Linked DNA regions of Homo sapiens: all the other regions are linked to region 2. A link is a contact called in ENCODE Hi-C or POLR2A ChIA-PET data. All regions are on one chromosome and are shown on one strand. The core of a region is the stretch at or near the end of the contact, and the rest is flanking DNA. Distances in the headings are between cores, read along the strand shown. Region 1 has its middle 18 kb from the start of CLIC4. Region 2 has its middle 3.0 kb from the start of IFNLR1. Region 3 overlaps CLIC4 (chloride intracellular channel 4). Region 4 overlaps RUNX3-AS1 (RUNX3 antisense RNA 1).

Region 1 (2,700 bases), core at 162-2,661, 540 kb after region 2:
TAAACATGGTGAAACCCCGTCTCTACTAAAAATACAAAAATTAGCTGGGCGTGGTGGTGCGTGCCTGTAGTCCCAGCTACTCGGGAGGCTAAGACAGGAGAATTGCTTGAACCTGGGAGGCGGAGGTTGCCGTGAGCTGAGATCACGCCACTGCACTCCAGCCTGGTGACAGAGTCAGACTTCGTCTAAAAAAAAAATAGCTGGGCTATTACAGGTGGCGGGTGCCTGTAATCCCAGCTACTAGGGAGGCTGAGGCAGGAGAATCACTTGAACCCGGGAGGCAGAGGTTGCGGTGAGCCGAGATCGCACCATTGCACTCCAGCCTGGGCAACAAGAGTGAAACTCCGTATCAAAAGAACAAAAAAACAAAACAGACTGTCTCCTGAAATCCGCAGAGTCCCCTCTTGCTATCCTTGGAATCCATCTGTGGCTCCCACCCCTTCCATTCACTGTTCTGGCTCTTTTAAGAGATTCCCCTTTCGGAGAGACCCTGGCTCCACCTGGAAGGAGCCAAGGCTGACTTGCCCCGGTGTGCTGCCAGCCAAGTGGCTGTTTCCACAGAAATGAGCACCTCCAAGCTCAGGGAACAAAACTTCAAAGATGCCCTCTGCCCGTCCTGGTTTGCACTCCCTCCCTCCAAAGTGTCCACATGAATAAGCTCTCCTCTCCCATTCAACCTGCAGGACCCCAGGCCAGGTGAGGCAGGCAGCTGCTCTTCACTCGTTCCTCCCTGCACTTCCGCACCAAGAAGAGAGGCCACACTTTTTTTTTTTTTGAAACAGGTGTGTGCCACCAAGCCCAACTAATTAAAAAAACTTTTTATTTATTTATTTGAAGAGACAGGGTCTGACCATGTTGCCCAAGCTGGTCTTGAATCCCTGGACTCAAGCAATCCTCTCACCTCAGCCTCCCAAAGTGCTGGAATTATAGGCGTGAGCCACCGCACTCAGTGAGGTCACCTTCCTTCCTTCCTTCTTTCCTTCCTCTCTCTCTCTCTCTGTCTCTTTCTTTCTTTCGATGGAGTTTTGCTCTTGTCGCCGAGGCTGGAGTGCAGTGGCGCGATCTGGACCCACTGTAACCTCCGTCCCCCCAGATTCAAGTGATTGTCCTGCCTCAGCCTCCCAAGTAGCTGGGATTATAAGGCATGCACCACCACGCCCAACTAATTTTTATATTTTTAGTAGAGACGGGGTTTTGCCAAGTTGGCCTTGAACTCCTGACCTCAGGCGATCCACCTGTGTTAGCCCCTCAAAGTGCTGGGAATACAGGTGTGAGCCATGACACCCTATACGTGTAGCTTTTTAGAAAGCATAACAGCACTCTCCCCTCCACTTTCAAAAGTGGGCCCCAGCGGCTCAGACTCCCTTGCCAGTTTCACTTTGGAAAGATGCAGTATGTGAGCAGTGCTGTCTTATTTCCCAGCTGGCCGGCCCAGGAGGCCCAGCCCCAAGGACCAGACACTGTGGGTTGGCCTCGGGGACGATGATCTAAGACAGCTGGAGTGTCTTCCTGGCTGTTAGCAAAAGAGAAACCAACTAATTCACCACAAAGTCCTTAAAAAGAGAAGTAATAGGATGAGTTCTGGCACCTCACTTAAGTCCAACAGGAGTGGGGAAATTCCCCTAAATATCACTTGGGGATCCAGCTTTTCCCTCTCTTTGAACCTCTTTGATGTTTATTTAATGTAATTAATTAACTTATTTAAATTTTTGAGACAGGGTCTCACTCTGTTGCCCAGACTGGAATGCAGTGGCACAATCACGGTTCACTGCAGCCTCGACCTCCTGGACTATAGCAATCCTCCCACCTCAGCCTCCCGAGTAGCTGGCACTACAGGTATAAGCCACCATGCCCGGCTAATTTTTTGTACTTTTAGTAGAGCCAGAGTTTCACCATGTTGCCAGGCTGGTCTCCAACTCCTGGGCTCAGGTGATCCTCTTGCCTGGCCCCCATTTATTTTAATTTGAAGTAATTTCAAACTAACAGGAAACTTGCAAAAATAATGTAAAGAACTCTTAAATACCGTTTACCCAGATTCATCAATTGTTTTGCATTTTGCCACATTTATTTTCTCTTTCTACAGAGTAGATATGAATCCATATCTACATCTATATAGAGAGAAAATAAATGTGGATACATATCTATATGTATATATGGAGATAAACTGATAGACATAGATGTGGATATACACATACATATAATTTTTTTTTTTTTAAGATACAGAGTCTCGCTCTGTCGCCCAGGCTGGAGTGTGGAGTGCAGTGGCCTGATCTCGGCTCACTGCAACCTCTGCCTCCTGGGTTCAAGCAATTCTCCTGTCTCAGCATCCCGAGTAGCTGGGAATACAGGTACATGCTGCCACGCCCGGCTAATTTTTTGTGTTTTAGTAGAGACAGGGTTTCACCGTGTTGCCAGGGCTGGTCTTAAACTCCTGAACTCAGGTAATCCGCCCACCTCAGCCTCCTAACATGCTAGGATTACAGGCGTGAGCCACCGCACCCAACCCTTTTTATTTTTATTTATTTATTTATTTTGTTTTTTTGAGATGGAGTTTCGCTCTTGTTGCCCAGGCTGGAATGCAATGGCGTGATCTTGGCTCACCGCAATCTCCACCTCCCCGGTTCAAGCGATTCTCCTGCCTCAGCCTCCTGAGTAGCTGGGATTGCAGGCATGCGCCACCACACCCAGCTAATTTTGTAT
Region 2 (2,700 bases), core at 127-2,626:
GGTCTTGAACTCCTGACCTCAGGTGACCTCAGCCTCCCAAAGTGCTGGGATTACAGGCATGAGCCACTGTGCCTGGCCTTAATTAGGATCTCTTAACAAAGCCCTGCTCACAGAGGACGCAATTCCACCTCAAAGGCGCAGGGTGGAGGAGGATGGAAGAGCAGCAGGCACGGTCAGTGTTGGTATCTTGGGATCTCTGAAATGTTGACTGTTGACTTTCTTTTCTCCTTCCTTCCTTCCTTTCTCTCTCTTTCTTTCTTTCTTTCTTTCTTTCTTTCTTTCTTTCTTTCTTTCTTTCCTTCCTTCCTTCCTTCCTTCCTTCCTTCCTTCCTTCTTTTTTCTCTCTCTTTCCTTCTTTCTTGCTTTCTTATTTTCTTGCTTTCTTTTTTTTTGACAAGAGTCTCACTCTGTCACCCAGGCTGGAGTGCAGTAGCGTGATCATGGTTCACTGCAACCTCTACCTACTGGTTCAAGCGATTCTCATGCCGCAGCCTGCCAAGTAGCTGGGACTACAGGCGTAAGCCACCATGCCCAGCTAATTTGTGTATTTTTAGTAAAGACGGGGTTTCGCCATGTTGGCCAGGCTAATCTCGAACTCCTGGCCTCAAGTGATCTGCCCACCTCGGCCTTCCAAAGTGCTGGGATTATAGGCATGAGCCATGCACCCGGCCCTGAAATGTTGACTTTCATTTCCACCCAGCAACTGCAACTCTTTTAGACCCGGAATCCCACTGTGCTTGGAGCGGTTCAACAGCAGGTACAGAAATATCTTCATTTGCCACCTGCTCCACCCATGGGCTCCTGTGCTATGCATCTGAAACTGGCACTTGCTCTTTTTTGACAATTTGTTTGTCACATGTTTGTTCTCTTGTTCCTCTTCCCCCACCTCCCCGCCCACGCATAGCTTCGAGTTAGAAAATTGTGTGTTCAGATGCCTTGATCCTTCAAGAGACATTTTGTGACTATGAGCTTGGCCAAGTTGGATCTTTCAAAACCTTAAAAAAAATGTCATCTATAGATGCCGGTCAGAAAATCTCAGCCAGTTACCACGACCTTGCTTCTACTTAGGTCCTAAATACACTGCTTCAATTTCTTTCAGGTATCTCAAATACAATCCATCCATTCTGGAATAAAATGAATATATCTCTATTGATATCTCTTTATCCCAAACAGCTGACTGCACGAATCTTTATTGAGTCTTTGTTATATAGTGGCACTGCAGTTTACATACAGTATTTAATCTTCACAACAACCCTATGAGGTGGATATTATTAATATCCCCTTTCAACAGATGAAACTCGGAGAGGTTACATCCTTGCTTAGGTCACACAGCTAATTATAGTGATAGGGCTGCAATTTGGAACTCAGTCTGTCTGTCCTCAAAGCTTGTGGTTTTAAAACTTCTGCTACCCAGCCTCTTGCTTGCTTAAGGGCAAACAAGAACAAACCTCCCCAGTCTTAATCACTTCCTGATTTGCAAAGATCATGGCGCTAACCTCTCAACTCTCATGAGTGGAACGGTGGGCACTGAAGAGCCAGCTTCCTCTTTGGGTTGGAATATTAGGTATGAAGCAGTGGTGCTGATAAATGTTTCACAACTGGTTGGGGGTTTAGGGGACAGGGGTAAAAGTCCTGCTTTCTTGTGTTTCCCAACCTTCGTGGTGTGAATATCCCCACTGTGGCTGACTTTAAGCTAGCAAATGTGAGGTCACTGAACACAGAGATAAGAAGAAATGTGGCCGGGCACAGTGGCTCATGCCTGTAATCCCAGCACTTTGGGAGGCTGAGGGGGGCGGATCACGAGGTCAGGAGATCAAGACCATCCTAGCTAACATGGTGAAACCCCATCTTTACTAAAAATACAAAAAAATTAGCCGGGTGCGGTGGCGGGTGCCTGTAGTCCCAGCTACTCGGGAGGCTGAGGCAGGAGAATGGCGTGAACCCAGGAGGAGGAGCTTGCAGTGAGCCAAGATCACGCTACTGCACTCCAGCCTGGGCGGCAGAGAAAGACTCCATCTCAAAACAAAAACAAAAACAAAAAAAAAACAAAACAGAAGAAATGTGCACAATTGGCTCCTGAGCCTGTAGGAGCCAGCTCCAGCACACCACTGGGTGGACGAAGCCAATTTCCCTCACTGTTGGAGGACCCAACATCTGTGGCACCACAGCTGAGCTTTTCTATGTTTAGAACAAACCACATCCCAACCCCTAAGGGCCTATGGGGCTCATGTTAAAAGTCTCTGGTCCATGACTTGAGGCTCAAAATCTCTTATGCAGCTGTTGAAGGTTTTCACAATGTGGCCTCCATCCACCTTTTGAAGTTCCCCACTAGTTCTCTGTGTTCCGGCCACAGAGGCTTCCAGTTCCCTTCTTTCTCTTGCCCCCTGGCCTTTTCAAACACTGGTCCCTGTGGTGGGAATTTCCTTCCCAGGCTTATCTTCCGCTAGTCTTCCAACAGGCCCCTATTCTTGATTCAGTCTCAGCTCACATGCCACTTCCTCAGGGAGGCTTTCTTAACCACTGTCTTTGATTTGCTCCCAATCCCCATGTATGTCTCTGACTTAGCCCATTTTGCGCTGCTGTAACAAAATACCACAGAGTGAGTTATTTACAAAGAACAGAAATTTATTTCTCACAGCTCTGGAGGCTGGGAAGTTCAAGTTCAAGATGCCTTCAGGTTATGACCCAGTCTCTCTGCTT
Region 3 (2,700 bases), core at 45-2,544, 580 kb after region 2:
GCTGTAGTGAGCCACTCTGATTGCACCACTCCACTCCAGCCTGGGTGGCAGAGTGAGACTCTGTCTCAAAACAAAAGAAAACAAACAAAAAAACATAATGTAAGAATCATGAAGTGACTTTAAAATCTTTATTTTATAATAATGTTATAAGTTTTCTGAAGCTACTTAATTTATCACTATACAGAATAAACAGATATATAAAAAATGATCAGTAAGTTTTTGTTTCCCTACTAAAGCCAGAATAATGGTCATGAGGTAATAGATAGCATTGGGTGCTTACTATGGGCCAGGCACAGTGTGCCAGCCGTTTGCATGTGTTAGCTAATTTAATCCTCATATAAACTTTGAAATAGGTGCTATCAATACTGTTTAACACATGAGAATTAGAGAGATCATTGTTTGGGTATGGTTGCAGGGCCAGTAAGTAGCAGTACTGTGATTTGTACTAACGTCTTTGGGATTTCAGAACCTGAATCAATAACTTTGTTTATGTTATTTTTCTCTATTTATTTGAAACTTGAATGCTTTCCTAACAGAATTTCTTATGTTCTGTTTTCAGTCACCCTGAAAAAAAAATTCTGAGAATATTTAAGGATATTTCTAAAACATACTAACAACTAGTGAGCCTAGATGGTTCATTAGATGACTTTGGTTGCTTTCAGTTCTCTTGGTAAAATTTGAAAGGCAACTAAAATTTCCATTACCTCACCTCGTTGCATTTTGGGGGCCTGGTTAATTAGTATTTTATAAAGCACTTTAGAGGGTTTATTTATAAACTTGTTAAGGAACCTGACTTGAATGTCTTTTTTTTTTTTAAGGCAGAGTTTCACTGTTGCCCAGGATGGAGTGCAGTGGTGTCATCACAGGTCACTGCCACCTTGACCTCCTGGGCTCAAGTGATCCTCCTCCTTTAGCTCCCTGAGTAGCTGGGACTTGCAGTGCCACCATGCCCAGCTAATTTTTTTTAAATTAATTTTTTTGTGGAGATGAGGTCTCACTGTGTTGCCTAAGATGGTCTTGAACTCCTGGACTCAAGTTATCCTCCCACTTTGGCCTCCCATTACAGGCATGAGCCATTGTGCTTGGCCTCACATATTTTGATTTTAGGATTGTTTTCCAATTGAGAAATGTCTAAATGGTTCAAGTTTAACAAAAATCATATACTAATTTGTTAATTATTTTTCTGTGAGTTCTTTTCTTTCTGCCCTCTCCCTTTCTCCCTTCCTCCCCCTTCAGAGGTTGGTAGAAAAAAAAAAAAAAGGCAAGGAAGTTTCTTTTTGTGGAGAGAGGAAATGACTGTTGGTTCAAGACTTTATCCATATTAGGTATAAACTAAATATAGACGTGTAATCCAGGAGTGAAGTCACATCTATAAAGTTTCTTAAGCAAAGCTAATGAGATCAGCCAGTGCTTTTGGATCTGTTTTTTCCCCCCTTGCTTTTGGCTCACTTACCAAACTGATTAGTCTTATAGTCTGCCTGCCTTTGCTTCTTTAAAAAAAGAATAAAAAAATTATAAGGAATCTTTCTGTAAAACAAGCACACAAATTTTTAAAAAGTTGCTTTGTATATGAAGCATAGTCACTTATGCCTCCCTTTGAGGGGAGGTTATAAATAAATTAGCTTCTTTAATTTCTTGACCTTGTCATTTTCCTCACACCAATTCTTCTTCTTTTTTTTTTGTTTTTTGAGTTGGTTTTATCCTTGAGTCTTTGTCACATATTTTTACTGTGAGGCTGGACTCATCTTTGTAAGTTGTAAGAAACGTGTTTTACTTAGTATTTTCTTGGTTTATTCCATTTTTAACCATTAAAGCAGATCTCAGTATGGCTAAATGGTAATAGGATTTCTTCTGATTGGCTGGTTAGAGAGATTGTAATAGAACGGAATGATGGAATAAATCTGCTTCTGGTCACAGCACATGTCCTTCTCAAATAAGGACTTTGAAAAGTCCCCCAAAGCATTCTTACAATAATTATTTCCAACTCTTGTGTTCCTTCTTAGAGCCCTTTGCAAGCATTCCTAAACACTCAAGCCCTTACGAACGTGCTATGCTTCTGAAGAGAAGAACTATATACACACATCTGTGGCGCATCTTACTATAAATACTTTGGAATACAACTAATTGTGTAAAAAGTTTAGCTTAACATATTTCGGGGTTTTAGGGATCAGTTCATGAAACTAAATGTTCTCCAAGCCTAAGTTGGAATCTGTTCTGAATCCTTCTCTGACCATGTTGTTCCCTTAGCAGAACTACTCTTTCCTACTGTTTGGGGCAGTTTGTGCATTTTTATATTCTGCCACTCATCTGAATCACCTTTAATTACATTTTTGTTCCAGGCTAGAATGTAAATTCCAGGAGATCAAGGATAAGGGATTATTTTCTTTTTTCTTCTTTTTATATTTTAAATTTAAAAAATTATTATGTTCTTCTAAAGACTAAGGGACTATTTTCTTCATCTTTTATATCTACCCCCTACCACAAACCTTTATATATAGGAGATAATTCATTAATTCAGTAAGCATTTATTAGTGTTTTTTGGCAAATTGGTGTGCATAGTATAGGAATATAAGCATGTAAGAGAGAATATATTAAATATTTTCTGTTATTGTGTTCTATATTACCTCATAGTAAAATACCAGAGTTAAAAGTAGTATTCAGTTATTGAACTTGAGACATGTAATTGGGGTTTTGTAACTA
Region 4 (2,700 bases), core at 22-2,521, 760 kb after region 2:
TCACTGCAGCCTTCACCTCTTGAGCTCAAGTTATCCTCCTGCCTCAGCCTCCCAAAGTGTTGGGATTACAGGCGGGAGCCGCCATGCCCCAGCCTATTGATATTCTTGTTGAGGTTCTCAGACATATCTGCATGGCCTCACACATGGAGGAAAGAGACCCACAGAGGCAAAAACAAGACATGGGGTAAAAATAGACTGGAAGGAAACACACCGAATGATAGTGGTTTTTTCTGGGTGTTGAGATTACCGAGCTTATTTTTAAATTTCTTAGATCCTTCAGGTGTTCTACAACGTAAAATGCAGACAGGGTGGGGACGTTGGTTGGAGTCATGTTTTCCCTAATGTTCTTACTGGTTCTAAAATCTTCAAGCTATGCTCTCACCCAAGGCTTCACTTATTATTATTTTAACACTGTGGATTCATAAAGAATGGAAGCCCACACAAGTCCAGGGAAGGAAGGAAAGGCAGACAGAGGCTTATTTTCAGGCCTGGGCAGTTGCACAGGGTCCCTTGCTTAGAAGGGCCTCATGCTTGGTTTCGTGTTCTGTGGTCGCTGTCCTGAAATTCTTACTGATTTTTGAACAAGGGATCCTGTATTTTCATTTTGCACTGTGCCCTGAAAATCATGCCGCCGTCACTAGCCCTGGGATTCTCCCCAGGACAGGTTTCCCTTCAGCTGCTCTAAGCCTTCGCCCTTGTCCTTGTCCAACCACGGACGTGGCCATCCACGGAGCCCTCTACGTGCCTCAGAGCAAGTGTGCTTCGGCTGCTCAGGTGTGTGTCTAGAGACTGATAAAAACAGGGCTCGTGAGTGGGTGCGGGAGGCCCCTGTGGTCTCTGTTCACACACGTACCTACCCTCAAGGCCATGTCTACACTGGCCTATTTCAGAGAACCGCCCTGTGCATCATGGGATGCTTTGCCCCACATCACGGCCCAGCTTGGTTCAGTCCTGGAGCCCTGTGTCCTGAAGCCATGACCAACCCCAGGCCTGGCCCACCTTCTTCCTCAGTCTCCTCTCCCTCAAGCCCTCCACAGGACCCATAAACCTTCCATCTCCATGTAATCCTTTTGTGTGATCCTTCTTCCATACCTTTGCCCATGCTGTTCACTCTGCTTGTACCAGCAAGGTTCCTTCCTCCCCAGATCTGCCCTTTCTAGACCCATCTCAGATTCCACCCTTTCTAGAAAGACTTCAGGAAGTATTTGAGAAGGGCCTGAAGATGCTGTGGTTGCATAGAGGAGGATATGAATCACCTCGCTTAGAGGTATCGGGGAGGGCTCCATGGAGGTGGTGCCCTCAGGCCAAGGAAGAGAAGATATCTTCCGGGCAGAAGGGAGAGTTTGACGGGCTGGTTTGATGTCAGACAGACCACAGGATGACTCAAGGTCCTCTTTCCTCTTCTTAAACATTAGTTGCAGCAAGTCCCACCATCTGCCTGAGTCTGTTTTCATCTCCACAATGGAGGTGGTGATGCCCAGCACACGGAGCTGTGATGAGGATTTAATGGGGAATCCAGAGCATTTATGGAAGTGCCAGGAGGCCAAGATTCTGCATAGGTAGGAAGGACCTAAGCCAGAGGGGTGTGGGTGGCCAGAGGAGAGAGCCTACCTTAGTAGGGCTTGGTAGGCTAAGGTCTGGGCTGAATCTCGAGGCTCTGGAGCTTAGAACAGCATCTGCAACTCCCTGGCTGTCGGGGTTCAGGCAAGGACTGCCTCCTCTCTGAGTGTCAGTTTCCCCATCTATAAATGGAAAGCTGGGACACTGAAAAACACTGGGGGGGAGGGTGGTTCCTGAGGCAGTCTCTCTCCACACATCACAGGAATGTGGCGCCCCAGGGAGAAGGCATCTTTGTCCATTGTGTTCACTTCTGCATCTCCAGTGCCCAGAACAGTGCTTGCATGCAGTAGATGCTCAATAAATGTTCATTGAATGAATCAGCAGCAACCAATTCGCCCACCTCACATCCTAAGTCCGCTGGGGACGTAGGCCCACCTCTCCAGGGAAACTGTCTGCAGATTGGGACCACACCTCAGGTCACAAGCATTTCCTGAGCACCTACTGTATGCATGGCTCTGCGCAGCCCGGGGCAGACCCTTGCTCCACAGCCCGACAGGGCAGAGCCAAGGAGGCAGGTGACAGACACAGTGATTTGGGAAGAAGAACAGAGAGCAGGGTGGCCAGCAGGGCCTTGCCTGGGTGGGAGCAGGCCGTTCCCAGGCTGGAGCTCAGGCTGATGGGAGCCCCAGCTTGCCTGTTCCTGGGAGGGTGGGACTGCCTCTTCCTCTTTCTTTCTCTGAAAACAAAAATTGTTTTCCCTTAAATTTACAAGTATTAAAAGTTTGGAAAATACACAATAATCAAAAGAATATAAAATAAAGGTTACCTGCCATCATGGCGGACCACACAGTATTAACTACTATGGACTTTTCAGTGTTTCCCTCTAGTCTTTTTTCTGAGGTGGCTTTGCTCTCAGAGGTGGCTTTCTCTCCCCCTGGGAAGGGATATAGCTGCTCTGTAGGAGATGTGGGGGCACCAGGCTCTCTCCATGGGCTCTTTATCACTTCTGACTTGGAGGTCCTTTCTCCACCCCCCCTGGACCTAGCACCTCTTCCCGAGACACAGGGGTGCGAAGAGCTGGGGGAGGTACGTCAGCAGGCCTCCCCTCCTGCCCCTGCTTACCCCACGGAGGTGGGGTGG

What was found. A loop is a pair of places that touch in the nucleus more often than their neighbours do. ChIA-PET counts read pairs that join two places held with the same protein, here RNA polymerase II (POLR2A). Pooled maps may share reads with other maps.
Region 1: a map with no recorded cell type shows a loop between it and region 2 (6-fold over the local background). The contact joins two enhancer-like sites. A Hi-C loop is called at or near these places in 1 of 37 single-sample maps with no recorded cell type and 2 of 50 pooled maps. POLR2A ChIA-PET finds 5 or more read pairs at or near these places in 1 of 52 experiments (OCI-LY7).
Region 3: a pooled map shows a loop between it and region 2 (4-fold over the local background). The contact joins two enhancer-like sites. A Hi-C loop is called at or near these places in 1 of 50 pooled maps. POLR2A ChIA-PET finds 5 or more read pairs at or near these places in 4 of 52 experiments (GM12878, OCI-LY7, activated B cell and 1 more).
Region 4: a pooled map shows a loop between it and region 2 (5-fold over the local background). The contact joins two enhancer-like sites. A Hi-C loop is called at or near these places in 2 of 37 single-sample maps with no recorded cell type and 3 of 50 pooled maps.

What each region holds. Positions count from the first base shown.
Region 1 is chr1:24,726,245-24,728,944 of GRCh38, forward strand. No RefSeq gene overlaps it. Among named protein-coding and RNA genes, the nearest start is that of CLIC4, 18 kb to the right of the region's middle. Within about 2 kb of position 1,412, at least 24 of the 41 ENCODE cell types and tissues checked have a DNase peak (open chromatin) inside an H3K27ac peak, as active enhancers do.
Region 2 is chr1:24,188,900-24,191,599 of GRCh38, forward strand. No RefSeq gene overlaps it. Among named protein-coding and RNA genes, the nearest start is that of IFNLR1, 3.0 kb to the left of the region's middle. RefSeq lists an enhancer at 2,509-2,598. Within about 2 kb of position 1,377, at least 11 of the 41 ENCODE cell types and tissues checked have a DNase peak (open chromatin) inside an H3K27ac peak, as active enhancers do.
Region 3 is chr1:24,769,062-24,771,761 of GRCh38, forward strand. All of the region lies in intron 1 of CLIC4 (chloride intracellular channel 4), which reads left to right. Among named protein-coding and RNA genes, the nearest start is that of CLIC4, 25 kb to the left of the region's middle. Within about 2 kb of position 1,295, at least 8 of the 41 ENCODE cell types and tissues checked have a DNase peak (open chromatin) inside an H3K27ac peak, as active enhancers do.
Region 4 is chr1:24,953,985-24,956,684 of GRCh38, forward strand. All of the region lies in intron 1 of RUNX3-AS1 (RUNX3 antisense RNA 1), which reads left to right. It also overlaps a transcript of RUNX3 not described here. Among named protein-coding and RNA genes, the nearest start is that of RUNX3-AS1, 25 kb to the left of the region's middle. RefSeq lists a silencer at 233-292 and enhancers at 789-1,988, 1,030-1,209, 1,250-1,399, 1,440-1,489. Within about 2 kb of position 1,272, at least 5 of the 41 ENCODE cell types and tissues checked have a DNase peak (open chromatin) inside an H3K27ac peak, as active enhancers do.